2 separate regions of the Homo sapiens genome follow, and region 2 is linked to region 1. The links are chromatin loops, found by intact Hi-C in ENCODE. Cell type or tissue: chondrocyte. All regions are shown on one strand. Region 1 overlaps CUBN (cubilin). Region 2 overlaps CUBN (cubilin).

What was found. Hi-C counts contacts between places; a loop is a spot of excess contacts. Peaks named below come from ENCODE experiments on the same cell type or tissue, not always from the same donor. Only the 100,000 strongest peaks of a DNase experiment are listed, where the experiment ranks them.
Region 2: a loop joins it to region 1, with 2.5 times the contacts of the local background. A loop is called at or near these places in 8 of 110 quality-filtered maps.

The regions. Positions count from the first base shown.
Region 1 is chr10:17,000,667-17,003,166 of GRCh38, reverse strand. All of the region lies in intron 28 of CUBN (cubilin), which reads left to right. Among named protein-coding and RNA genes, the nearest start is that of CUBN, 130 kb to the left of the region's middle. In chondrocyte, a CTCF peak has its summit at 1,179; no DNase peak of the experiment used is centred here.
Region 2 is chr10:16,831,658-16,834,157 of GRCh38, reverse strand. All of the region lies in intron 64 of CUBN (cubilin), which reads left to right. Among named protein-coding and RNA genes, the nearest start is that of RSU1, 15 kb to the right of the region's middle. In chondrocyte, no CTCF peak of the experiment used is centred here; a DNase peak (open chromatin) is centred at 1,297.

The DNA of each region.
Region 1 (2,500 bases):
AGAAATTTAAGTAAAAGAGAAGCTTTTAAAAACAACTAGCTCTGTTTAAGTTAAGAGATATTTCCCTAAATGCTGACTATTCTTTCTCTCACATTTATACATGCTATATCCCATCCTGTTTATGATGGCTTTTTCAGCCTATTTGATATTTTGGGCTTTTGTCTTTGTGATACTCTTAAAATATTTTTAAGCATGGAGACTGGAAATGAGTTCCTTCTTAGTGTGGAACCAAAGCACAGGTTTCTGCATCGTGATACTGAGTCTGATTTGTATTTATGACAAATTTTCACTTATATCTTTTCTGCAAAGAAATTCTTAATGGACGATGCTCATTTCTAAGAAATCTGTTTCTAAATAACTCCTTGTTGTAAAGTTGGGATAGTGACTAAGAAAATCCCACAGCTCTTTTGGCCTTGACTTCAGAGTTTCTCCAGCAAGGTCCCAATGATCAGAGGCAGCATTAAAGCTGTGCATATGCAGACCTTTCAGAATGAGTGGAAAAGCTCACTCCTGACATTTCTGCCTCCTTGACGACAGCAGTAAATACACATCCACACAGTTGACCTTCATCTCATGTTGGCTCTGAGTCTCTTCACCAGCAAGGGCCTCTCAGGAGTCTCGCCTCCCCATTCCCATGTCGCCACTGTTTGAAAAAGTTGGAGTTCTATTTCTATTGCCACTCTTTGAAACAGTTATAAAAAGAAAAAAAAATAACCCTCAAACCACCATGACCTTCCCAAATCACAGATTGCACAATTTGTAATAACAGTCCTTGAGATCTGGGCCAAAGAAAGGGCTTTCTCGAAACTTCTGTTTGTGTTCTGGTTCCCTGGCAACAATATCCCCAATAGAGGAATGCATGTACTTTGCAGGGGATTCCACACTTTTTCGTATGACACAAAAACCAAAACCACACTTTTTTTTTTCAGTTTCAAATATCATAGCAGCCAAAAATGAAGTGTAGAAACTTGAGTTCTAAGCCAACTCAGAACAAATGTGACGTTCAGCGTAGAACCTGAATTTTTGTCCCCAGAGGTTTCTCTTTTCGACCATTGACTTAAATGTTGCCATATTTGTTTCAAACATTACATATCCAAGGACTTGTTTTGTGTGAATGCACTGTGTACTCAGAGGAACAGAGGAAGCAGTGCCAGGTGGCAGCAGCATTGTCTCACAAACAGAACAAATCTGGTGGAGGACAGTAACTACCACTTATAAGAGTTAGTAGAATTTGATAATCTGTAGATCAGTAATGACAATAATATACTCTGTCCCTGATTTTTTTCTCCTCCTAGTTCCACAGGCTACTCAAATATAGACTATTTTGACCCTGTGTACCAAAATAATGAAATTGAAGGAATGCAGGATAAATAATATAGATTTTACCACCTAAATGTAATCTTAAATTTGTCTGAAGATATTATGATAAAAATAAACTATCTTGCCATGTAAAGAGTGAATGAAAATATGATTAAACGCTTAGTGCATTGGTTTAATTGACATCTCATTCACTATTACTGTTGTTGATGTTATCATTTTAAAACATGACTCAACATGTGTAATTTAAAAATATGATCTTGAGAAGTGAAGCCAGCTGGACTTCCTGGGTCCAGTGGGGACTCGGAGAACTTTTCTGTCTAGCTTGAAGCATTGTAAATGCGCCAGTCGGCGCTCTGTGGCTAGCTAAAAGTTTGTAAATGCACCAATCAGCACTCTGTAAAAACAGACCAATCAGCACCCTGTAAAACGGACCAATCAGCACTCTGTAAAGTGGACCAACCAGCGCTCTGTAAAATGGACCAATCAGCAGGATGTGGGCGGGGCCAAATAAGGGAATAAAAGCTGGCCTCCTGCGCACCAGTGGCAATCCACTGGGGTTGCCCTGCACGCTGTGGAAGCTTTGTTCTTTTGCTCTTCACAATAAATCTTGCTGCTGCTCACTCTTTGGGTCCGCACTACGTTTATGAGCTGTAACACTCACTCCAAAGGTCTCCACCTTCACTCCTGAAGCCAGCGAGACCAGAAACCCACCGGGAAGAATGAACAACTCTGCACACACCACCTTTAAGAGCTGTAACACTCACTGTGAAGGTCTGCAGCTTGACACCTGAAGTCAGCAAGATCACGAACGCACCAGAAGGAAGAAACTCCGGACACATCTGAACATTTGAAGGAGCAAACTCCGGACACACCATCTTTAAGAACTGTAACACTCACTGTTCAGGTCCGTGGCTTCATTCTTGAAGTCAGCGAGACCAAGAACCCACCGGAAGAAACCAATTCCGAACACAATCTCATGTCTCATCCCAATAATTTTCTTAAATGAGCATTATCATTCCCTTATTATGGATGAGAAAACTGAGGAAGAAGCCTGAGACAAGTTAAGTGATGTGTCCAAACTTACACATCCACTAAGCAATGGAATCAGAACACAAAACTCAGTGTGTGATGTCAAACTCAAAGGCCGTGCAATAAGTAGCACGATGGTGCCTGAAAGCAA
Region 2 (2,500 bases), 170 kb after region 1:
GTGTTTTGCCAGAAAAACCCCAGAGCTCACGGGGTTTGAGCTTTGCAAGCTCTGTCGAAAATGCATTCATCCTTAGGAAATATACTTAGGTGGAACCTAAAAACCAAGAGCATAAAGATGCTGAGTTCCTCTGTGAGTGGAGTTTAAATCTAAACCTCATCCTGACCGTCTCTAAACTGGCTTTGTACCACACAAGAGTCTTCAGTAAAGTTTCCAAAAAGTGTGCTTGTTCCTCTACCCCTGATCTGGAGTTGTATTTTTTATTTTATTTTTTTTCTCACTGCCTCTTTAATCAGGTCTTCATTCAAAATAAGCTGCCCAAGAGGATTTGACCTTTGTAGCATAAAGAAATGTACCGGTGTAGGCAGCGGGCTCCTTTCATTCTGTGGGACGATTCTTTCTAGCGGGCCTCTGCTCAGCTGATAGTTTCTTGGTAGCTTCAGCCTTTGTTCCCAACAAAACATCTTCTGCTTCTTAGCACCAAGGGCTTTCTTTCTTTCTTTTCTTTCTTCTTCTTTCTTTTCTGCCCTGCAACCCCCCTCATCCGATTTGGCTCCTAGGGCTGCTGGCACCTTCTGCCCAGCCTGGCCAGGAAGGGTGTTCTGGCATATGGTCTTTGCATATGGGTTTAGCTTCAACATGATTCCTGATGCGGAGTTTTATCATCCTGGAAAGCTCTCCCCTTTGGAATTCATCTAAATCCTTTATTAATCAATAACCTTAACATATAGTGCCATAAATAACACTCGGAGGAAGCTCATGCCTTTTCTAAAGGAATACTCGCCACGACAGGAGACCGAAAGATGTATATAGCAGGGAGGAAATGAAGAGGCAAATACAGTTATTCTTTGTGCCGGTCAGGTTATTCAACTTGGACCTGTGTACCTCCCCCACCATGGAGATCCAAATATTTATATGAAGTGTAAAGCAGAAAGAATGAGGAGAGTGGGATCTGGAGGAAAGATGGAATAATCCCGTTAGGTTGGAGTCACAGTGCAACTAACTCTTAACTCACTCCAGCTTGAATGGACCATTATTGATCAGAGTCAACGTTTGCCATTTGCCTGATAGATGCTGGGAAGCAAAGCCTTGCTTTCCAGCCGTGGAGAGTGAGAATTCCTCCTCCTAGCTGTCCTTCATTACTCCACAGAATGGATCTGAAACTTCCTGTCCCATAAGCAAAGAAAGGAAACCACCGCTTAGGCCTGTAAAATGTAGCTCCATCTGGCTCTCAGTGGGAAGGCTGTGGGCATAGTTTCTTGGCAGCTGTACCAGGAAGCCTCAGCATTCCGTTCTTGTGAACTGCGGTGGGAACGGAAATGTCTGACTGAGAATTCTGACTGTGTTACTACCAAGCGAGGGCCGAGCTCTAGACCATGCTTGGAATCTGTTTTCATGCCTTCACCTCCCCTTTCAAGATCCTCTGATGTCCCAGAGATGCCCACTGCTCTAGGTGGCCCCATTCTTCCTAGGAGAGGAAAGTGAATAAGACAAGTTGTCAGCAGTGTCAGTGGAAATTAGTATCCTGCTGCTCCTCTCAGAGCAACGGCATTTTGAAAGAGGACCCTGAGGGAAAAACGCCCAAACTCAAAAGCGTGGTGCTGGCTATGGCAGCCCTCCCATCTACTAGTGGATGACTGGCTACTCTGTCATGGCAAGGTTACTTTGTTTAAACACTTAGCAGAATAATCCCCAAAGCACTAGAAAGGCATTATTCTCTCCCATGGGCTACTACATCGACCTAAAAGGAATCTCACCTGATCAACACAGCCCAGCAAGATGTCTTAACTTTGTGACTTAAGATACCAGCAATTAACCAAAGTTTAAACCATGGAATTATATAGGGAACAGAGGAACTTCCAATATTTTGAATACATAGATCAGTAAAATCAGCATTTCCGCATGTCAGGCTGGTTCCAACATACATTGCCCGCGTAACGTTTCCGTAAGAAGCGTCGAGAGCCCTCCTGGAAGCAGGGCTGGTTGTGAATGCAGGGTAGCAGCCAGGCTGGGGGACAGAAAGTGGTTCAGTTCACAGTGTAGTTCTCTCTCCCCATAAAACACAGGCTCATCTCCTGTTTTTATATGTGTCTACTCAAAAATGAGTTGAAACAAAAAAGCAACAAGGCCTCGGAATGTGTTTGTAAAACACATTTAACAACAGACATTGTATAGATTTATAATTCTGTCCTTTGCCCATACAGAAATTCCTTTCGTTCTGAACTTTATTATACTTTGCATTGTATTTTTTCATAGCCTCTTTACAGCCAAGTAATTTTCAATGGGAAACACGTGCACACACACACATACACAAACACACACACAATGAGAAAGGTGTAATAGTTGACTGGAAGCAGAGCAGGCAACATTGCCCCCGCCCATCTCCACCTTTTAAAAATTCACTTTACCTACATTCTCCAGAATGTTTCCCCAAAAGCAAAGGCTGCAGGATCACAGCACAAACTACGGTATAAAAAAGCTGCCTGGTGTTTTAATTGCT